2 separate regions of the Homo sapiens genome follow, and region 1 is linked to region 2. A link is a contact called in ENCODE Hi-C or POLR2A ChIA-PET data. All regions are on one chromosome and are shown on one strand. The core of a region is the stretch at or near the end of the contact, and the rest is flanking DNA. Distances in the headings are between cores, read along the strand shown.

Region 1 (4,423 bases), core at 276-2,775, 5.1 Mb before region 2:
GGAACTCTCTAGAAATGAGATACATTGTGTACACCCCTCTTAACCAAAGCCCAATTCTAAACCGCCAAAATTAAACCTCTTATATTAGCTAGTGAACATTGCACTCACTTGAAATCTTCATTTTTGATAAACTCTACAATGATATCCTTCTCGGGTTGAATTTGAAGCATCTTCAAGGTTAAACACAGAAAGGGTGTTGGTTTTATGTTGCCACCATAGACGCCACCCACAAACCTTAACTCCATGGCTTTATCGACTACAAGTTCAGCTAAAAAACAAAAACAATACAGTAACATATTAGGGCTAAGCTCTTCCTAGTTGGAGTGGAGTTAGTTCAAGCTTTGGTTCTCCTAAATATACATCAACAGTGTAATATTAGGAGAACGAATGTGTATTAATAACAGTAACGACAACAGCTAATATACATTGAGAATGGATAATAAAATAGGTACCCTGCTAAGCTTTTCATATTATCTCACTTAACCTTTTTTAACAAGTCATGAAGAAAGTTCTAGCAATGTTCTTATTTCCAGGTAAGGAAAATGAGGGCTAAGAAAGGTAAAGTGACTTGCTCAAGGTCCACAGATTGTCACAGGACATGGATTTAAAGCCACAATTCAAATCGGAAGATTACCTGGAAGACTTCTCTGAAGCACTGATATTTATAAATACTGGAACCGGCCCAGATCTAAGAATAGTAAGATCATGAATTTGGTTTCAGGCATATTAACGTTAGGTCCTTAAAGACCTTCAACAGATTGTGTCAAAGTGTTATATCCGGATCCCTGAGCTTAACACTGTTGCAACCCAGCCTGCTATCATTAAATACGGAATAACTCACAACACCCAACTGAGACAGCCTTCAGAATATGACCTTACCAGATTCATCTGTGCCTCTAATACTCAACACAAGACGAGGCACTTAGCAGGCACTCAAAATTTTTCTGAATGATCGACATACTCCGTTCCAGTACCACCCCCAGAGGCCAGTCGCTAGTCCTACCCGCGCTCGGTCAGGAGAAATGGGCCACAAGGGGGCTGAGAGGCGCTCCGCGCGCTTCCACTTACCTGTAAGTCCAAAGCACTCCTCTTTCCAGTACTTGGACTCATAGATTCGCGTTCGAATGATCTTCTCCACCAGATATTGAGGGTTGGTGCCATGGATGCTGTGCGCATCCTTCACTGTACGGTTAGCCATTTTAGAATGCCTTCAATTCTATTTCCGTCGGATCCTTTAATGCCTCACATCCAGGTTCAGAAAAAGCACCTAGAGGAATGGAGAAAGGTGGAAGAAGTTTCACTAAACAGCTTAGGCGACCATCTTGAAGCCGGAAACACCGTAGTGTAAAGGGCTTCCGCTCCCCGCGTCGCCTATCGAATCAATGATGGCGGCTGCATGTTAGCGGATGTACGTCATGCGCCCCTCTTAGGTGTACGGAGTGGGCGGGGCGAGCTAGTTGGTGTCGCAACGAAGGGACGGTCTGGGGGCGGGGCCACGCCGATTGGCGCGAAGTTTTCTTTTCTCCTTCCACCTTCTTTTCATTTCTAGTGAGACACACGCTTTGGTCCTGGCTTTCGGCCCGTAGTTGTAGAAGGAGCCCTGCTGGTGCAGGTTAGAGGTGCCGCATCCCCCGGAGCTCTCGAAGTGGAGGCGGTAGGAAACGGAGGGCTTGCGGCTAGCCGGAGGAAGCTTTGGAGCCGGGTGAGTGTGGCGTCCAGCGGGCTGCGAGGGACTCGGGGGAGGGCGCATCGGAACCTCTGAAACTGAGGACGTTCTCTGTAGACTCAGTCATTGATTCTTTTAGCTGACATGTACCAAGCGCCTGTTCAGTGCCAGGCACTGTTCTGAACTGTTAAGAGCGTTCCTCTGTTCCACACTCCGATTCCTAAAAGGCTTCCCGCGCTGCAGGGAACTGAGTTTGCAGGGGGGAAGGCGGAAGCCAACAGCCTAGAAGCAGGAGCATTCCTGCCCTCCGCACCCTGATGCTCAGTGATGACTTTCCCTCCATCTGCATTTGTAAAGCACTCTACTTGTTTCGTTCTTTGAGCTATAGTGTAGGAACCACTACAGGGAAGGCGGAGCAGAGGTTATTACCCCATTTTACGGACGTAAATTGCGCCCAGGGAGGGACGTGTCTTAGGTCGCTTTTCGTGACTAAGCAGTCTGGGCTCCTACCCAGATCTTTTTTTCAGATGAGCTCCTAACTGCTGGGCTGTCTGTCATTCACCTTCTTTTCAGAAGAGAAGTCTGGTGGCCCCCTTCCTACTTCTCTTTTCTAACCCCGGAATTGAAGAGTCTTCTGCTGTGACAGTTGGAAAAGGCATTCTTATCCTGATCTATTTGTGAAACTGCAATGATTATATACGATTCTAGTTGTCTGTAACACATGAATAATAGTACCCTCGTCTCTGCTGTGTTAGGTGGGCTGGAAATGCCAAAGGAGTTTCCAATATGACAGAATGGTTTAAGTCCCTTTGCAACAGTTTTTAACTTTAATGGAGGGCAATATGTGGACTTTAGGAGGTTTGTGAATCTGCCGAAATTGAATGCAAAATTTTGCTTGAATTATGTTAGTTCCATAGTATTCATCAAATGATACTTAATAAATAAAACCACTGTACCTTACAAATAAATGCAAGGGATTAAGGTAGTGGGAAAGTGGATTTACCATTTTGCATTTTTTCACTTAATCTTCCATTATCCTAAAATAGTGCCTGGCACACGATGGGTACTTAATAAATATTGGTTGAATAAACGGAAGATTCTATTTTCTCCATTTTGTGGGTAAGCAAATTGAGGCCCAATCCACAATGTTCAGTCAGTGGCTGGGAAGCCTGATTTATTGTAATAAGTACACCAAAAGCAAGCTCTCAGTTACATATTAACATTATCCAGTTTCACACAGTGTGTTGTAAGGTGAAGTAGTTAAGAGCACAGTAATTGCAGTCTGGCTTTTCCGGGTTTGAGTTAAGGCTGTGCCATCCTGTATAAGATAGGATAAGTTATCACCTTGAAGTGATAATAACATCTACTTTTCTTTTTTTTATTTTGAGACAGAGTTCTGCTCTGTCACCCAGACTAGAGTGCAGTGTTGCGATCTCGGCTCACTGCAGCCTCCACCTCCCGGGTTCAAGTGATTTGCCTGCCACCATGCCCACCTGATTTTTGTATTTTTAGTAGAGACGGGGTTTCACCATGTTGGCCAGGCTGGTCCCGAACTCCTGACCTCAGGTGATCCACCCACCTCAGCCTCTCAAAATGCTGGGATTACAGGCGTGAGCCACTGCGCCCAGCCTTTGTATTTCTGTTTTATCCTTGTGTGCATTTTATAAGCGTCATGAAGACATTTACAACCCCTGTATCACTGTCTTTTAATTTCACTTTGTTAGATGTTTTACACCTATTGTTCTGCCTTATTCCTAGTATTTCTAAATGTTACAGTTTCATTTCTTAGGAATTGACCTTTCTGTTTTCCTGGATGGAAAGAGATACGGCATAGTACAAGATGGACACAGATGATACTAAATTGCCTGTGTGTAATCTTCGTAGACCATGACTTCAAATAAAATGTTTTCTTAGTCTAAAATGTATGGGAGTGTAGCAGGGGCAGAAAATAAGTCTGATCTCATTTGAAGGGAGGGACTGACTATGTCTTAGAATCCATCAGATAAATACCAAATATTTATCATGGTAACTCAGAGTTTGGACTCTTCCACAGAAGCCATGGCACACTACCCCACAAGGCTGAAGACCAGAAAAACTTATTCATGGGTTGGCAGGCCCTTGTTGGATCGAAAACTGCACTACCAAACCTATAGGTGAGTGATGGGGTCCTTTGGTTGTCCTGGAAATACAGCTTCTCAAGCTAAACAGTCAACTTGTATCTAGCCTGTTCTAATTACTACAGATTGACCATGAATGAACAGGAGATTAGAACTGATTGTAAGGAGGGTTTTGTTTGATGCAAGAAGATGGTGGGATAAATATAGCAGTTAGTGATGGAGCAAAATTATGGCAGGCTCATAAAATTTTGTATGTAGGATAATGTCATGTCTATTTAAGGTGAGTTCTATATAACTTTTGATGAAAACGAGATGATAGATGTTTTTACTATGTCTTTCCCAGCCCTGGAGATCTCTGACAATTTGACATTGTTACTGGGCAGCTTGACAGCCTTGGGAAACATTTGTTGTGGGAAGCATTTGTTGTTCTTTGTCAATAACTGAGAGGAATTAGGGTTCCTAATAAGACCTTTGGATTCATTACTCAGCTAAAACAATTCATTCAACCCATTTTGCCTATTCTTAAATATAACTGGGCGAATTGGTTTCCCAGTAGGAGAGTTGGTCAGCAGAAAGAAATCAGGATTGGAGAGCCCTCTCCTTTGTGCCCAGGGGATCTGAAGAGCTTGACCCACTTTAA
Region 2 (4,476 bases), core at 178-2,677:
GCCCAGTGCCCAACATGGTGAAACCTGGTCTCTACTAAAAATACAAAAACTAGCCGGCCGTGGTGGTGCTTGTCTGTAACCCCAGCTACTCCGGAGGCTGAGGCAGGAGAATTGCTTGAACCTGGAAGGCAGTGTGCAGTGAGTTGCAGTGAGCCGAGATAGCGTCACAGCACTCCAGCCTGGGCGACAGAGCAAGACCCTGTCTCAATCAATCAATCAATCAATCAATTAATAAATACAAATTTTGGCCCAGAGTGGTGGCTCACGCCTGTAATCCCAGCACTTTGGGAGGCCGAGGCGGGTAGATCACCTGAGGTCAAGAGTTCGAGACCAGCCTAGCCAACGTGGTGAAACCCCGTCTCTACTAAAAAATACAAAAATTAGGCCGGGCGCAGTGGCTCACGCCTGTAATCCCAGCACTTTGGGAGGCCGAGGTGGACGGATCACGAGGTCAGGAGATCGAGACCATCCTGGCTAACACGGTGAAACCCCGTCTCTACTAAAAATACAAAAAATTAGCCGGGCGTGGTGGGCGCCTGTAGTTCCAGCTACTCGGGAGGCTGAGGCAGGAGACTGGCATGAACCCAGGAGGCGGAGCTTGCAGTGAGCCGAGATCGCGCCACTGCACTCCAGCCTGGGCGACAGAGCGAGACTCCGTTTCAAAAAAAAAAAAAATTAGCCGGGCGTGGTGGTGGGTGGTGGACGCCTGTAATACCAGCTAATTGGGAAGCTGAGACAGGAGAATCGCTTGAACTCGGGAGGCGAGGTTGCGGTGAGCCGATATCGCGTCATCGCACTCCAGCTTGGGCGACGGAGTGAGATTCCACCTCAAAAAAAAAAAAAATTATGTCACTAAAACAGATGGCTTCCTAGGAAAGAAACTGGAAGAAATCTAGAAGTTGAGGATAAGTGATCACAAAAAGGAAAAATTAAAAATGTACATTTTAGAATAAAAATTAAAAAGTAAGAAACTGGAATAACTCTAACTTTCTTGTCTTTTGTGCTTTCAGGTAAAGAGTTTGGAAACTGTTCTTCGGGTGTCCGCTTCCAGTCGCCGACCAATGATCATCTTATAGAGCACTTCCGGCTTCATCTGCCACTCGCTCCTCCGTCTACCTAGCTGGGCTTTCCATTGCGCTTGCGGAAAGCCTACCCCGCCCCGGAACTTAACCGTTGACGAAATGAAAGGTTTAAATCCTCGGATCCTTGATCCTGGAGCGCCGGTGGCGCCCGCAGTTCTCCAAGAAGACTTGGGATTGGTCGAGCGCGGAACCAGTGCGGGGCGCTGATTGGTCGGCACACCAATACGTAACGGCGACCGTGCGCGGCTCTCTAGCACCACCCCCGCTCCCTGACTGGCGAGGTTTCTGACCAGTCAGCAGGCGTGGCGCGGCCTTCAGTTTCGCGAGCTTGTGTTTGCCGCCTCAGTTCCCGCGACCCCAACGTCCCAGAGGCGGGGCCGGAGTCGGCGGTGGCGCTCCTTGGAGCCGGCTCCCGCTCCTACCCTGCAAACAGACCTCAGCTCCGCGGAAGTTGCGGTAAGTGGAGCTTTGTGCTCCTGGTTTCCCCTTGAGAGGCGGCAGCGGGGCCCTGGGAAGGTTGGTGGGTAACATTCAAAGCCCTGTAGTGGGTTCCGCCCTCCAGGAGCCTGGAGCAGATGACGAGAAGGGGAGCTAGTGGGAGAAATTAAGCAGTCCATGAAATCCTTGGGTATCATCTGAGCTAAGGTATGTGAAAGAGGTTTGCAGTCGATAACGTGCCATTTAAAGTTGTTTTTACGGTGGGAATTTCTTGAGGACTGAAACCTTGAATGCTCGCTCTTGCATTCCTCACAATTTCTGGCTCACACTCTGCTACGTAGTAAGGGATCAGTTAATGTTTGAAGTTCATGGACTACTGGAAGTAAAGTGTAAACAGCAAAGTGCGAGAATGCTATGCGTGTGAGTACAGACAGTATAGTACCATCGCCACGGTGTCTGGGAGAAGGTTTCACAGAGGAAGTGACATTCGAGTTGGATTGTGAGGGATGGCGGGGGTTTACTAGGGCATTCCAAGTTAAGGGAGGCATCCTGTGCAGATATTGAAACCGGGGCACTGCAAGTAGTTCAGTTTGACTGGAATGTAGGATGAGTGGATGGGGGGGTTAAGGTTGGAATAATAGAGTGGGGCTGGATTGTGAAGATCCTTTATTCTGTATGTAAAGAAGAGCCATCGGCTTTTTAAAAAAAATTTATTTTTATGTTTATTTTTGAGACGCAGTTTCACTCTTTGGCCCAGGCTGGAGTGAAGTGGAGTGATCTCGGCTCACTGCAACCTCCGTCCCCCGGGTTCAAGCGATTCTCCTGCCTCAGCCTCCCTAGTAGCTGGGATTACAGGCAAACGCCACCACGCTCGGCTGATTTTTGTATTTTTAGTAGAGACGGGGTTTCACCATGTTGGTCGGGCTGGTCTGGAAATCCTGACTTCAGGTGATCCACCCGCCTCGGCCTCCCAAAATGCTGGGATTACAAGCGTGAGCCACCGCCCCTGACATGAGCCATTGACTTTTAAAGCAGGAGAATAATTTGATCAGATTTATATGGAAACACTCTTCTAGCAGCATTATGGGGACTTTTCCATAAGTCTGGTGAGTTGATGAAGTTAGCAACTAAGGTGGTGGGTATGGAAAGATAATTTATATGGAAGAAGGGGTGAGGATGATTTGAACGTTTCTATTGTACACGATAATGACTTTACCTGAGAATATGTTTTGCTAGGTGTAGATGTTGTGTGGTTTTAGTTTTATTACCTTTAGTGGCTTGTACAACACTGACAGAATGAAAGTACCTTATGTATATTGTTTTAAAATAAGAAATCAACATTATCCATCTTTTCACCCAAATGAATAAAGGAATAAAACACAAATAGCGCATTTTAAGACACTTCTGTTTAATGAAGAAAAAATTGGCACTTTTTATACTTTGTAGAGTTACAGTTATCCATGTGAATACTGTTATCCATGACAACCAAGTACTAAGGAAGGGTTTTAGGATTTAAAGCCTGCATTCTGTGGAAGCTGCATTAAACCTTTTAAGTCCAGATATTTCTAAGAAGGACTGTTTAGTCACCTTTTTTTTTTTTTGAGACGGAGTCTCGCTCTGTTGCCCAGGCTGGAGGGCAGTGACGAAATCTCCACTCGCTGCAAGCTCCGCCTCCCGGGTTCACTACAGGTGCCCGCCACCACACCCCACTAATTTTTTGTATTTTTAGTAGAGACGGGGTTTCATCGTGTTAGCCAGGATGGTCTCGATCTCCTGACCTCGTGATCCACCCACCTCGGCCTCCCAAAGTGCTGGGATTACAGGCGTGAGCTACCGTGTCCGGCCTAGTCAATTTTATTAGAAGCACGTTTTTCTCTGTCTTGAACAAGGTATAAGAGCATTTTCAATAGGATTTTCAGCCTCTGACTTTATCTAAAAAGTCTCTTCTAAATAATCTCTGCATCTGGATTAATAATCCTTTTCTCCTTTATCTTGCTTCACACAGAGTGAGACAGAGGCTCATTCTCTTGCCCAGGCTGGAGTGCAGTGGGATGATATCAGCTCACTGCAACCTCCCCTCCCAGGTTCAAGTGATTCTCCTGTCCCAGCCTCCTGACTAGCTGGGATTACAGGTGTGCACCACCATGCCCAGCTAATTTTTGTATTTTTAGTAGAGACGGGGTTTCACCATGTTGACCCGGCTGGTCTCGAACTCCTCACCTCAGGTGATCCACCCACCTCGGCCTCCCAAAGTGGTGGGATTACAGGAATGAGCTCCCACACCTGGCCTTAGACAGTTTCTTTTTCCTAGAATTGATACAGAATGTGCAGGACCTAAGGAACTCTAAGGCTTGAAAGAATATAGGACATACTGAACTCTAAAGAAAGGACTACGAGGTCTGTGTTTAGCTTCAATAATACTTAGATGGAACTGTCCAGTGGGCAGTTAGAAATATGGATTTGAAACATCTGGGCATGGTGGCTCATGCCTGTAATCCCAGCACTTTTTGAGGCAAAGGCTGATGGATTGCTTTAATCCAAGAGTTCGAGACCAGCCTGGGCAACGTGATGAAACCCCATCTCTACAAAAAATCCAAAAAAATTAGCCGGGTGCAGTGGTGAATGCCTGTGGTCCCAGCTATTCAGGAGGCTGAGGTGGGAGGATCACCTGAGCTCAGGTGGTGGAGGTTGCAGTGAGCTGAGATTGCACCACTGTACTACTTCAGCCTGGGCTACAGAGTGAGACCCTGTTTCAAAAAAAAAAAAAAAAGAAAAAAAGAAAAGAAAATGGATTTGAAACTCAGAAGAGAGGTGGAGCTAAAGGTTTGCTATAGATAAGTAGGTGTAGAAGCAATGGGAGTGGAGGATAGTACCCAGAGAGAGCATGTGGAGTTAAAAAAGAATACTGGGCTGGGCATGGTGGCTCACACCTGTAATCCTAGCACTTTGGGAGGCC

What was found. A loop is a pair of places that touch in the nucleus more often than their neighbours do. ChIA-PET counts read pairs that join two places held with the same protein, here RNA polymerase II (POLR2A). Pooled maps may share reads with other maps.
Region 1: a map with no recorded cell type shows a loop between it and region 2 (11-fold over the local background). The contact joins the promoter of ORC1 here to the promoter of STIL in region 2. A Hi-C loop is called at or near these places in 1 of 37 single-sample maps with no recorded cell type and 3 of 50 pooled maps. POLR2A ChIA-PET finds 5 or more read pairs at or near these places in 1 of 52 experiments (WTC11).

The regions. Positions count from the first base shown.
Region 1 is chr1:52,401,525-52,405,947 of GRCh38, reverse strand. It overlaps ORC1 (origin recognition complex subunit 1), which reads left to right and starts at 1,525. Exons shown (of 17, transcript NM_004153.4): 1 at 1,525-1,702; 2 at 3,720-3,819. The coding sequence starts at 3,725. PRPF38A (pre-mRNA processing factor 38A) reads right to left here and starts at 1,346. Exons shown (of 10, transcript NM_032864.4): 1 at 1,069-1,346; 2 at 109-268. The coding sequence starts at 1,198. RefSeq lists an enhancer at 827-2,026.
Region 2 is chr1:47,311,098-47,315,573 of GRCh38, reverse strand. STIL (STIL centriolar assembly protein) reads left to right here and starts at 1,427. Exons shown (of 17, transcript NM_001048166.1): 1 at 1,427-1,538. RefSeq lists a silencer at 1,321-1,370 and an enhancer at 688-1,417.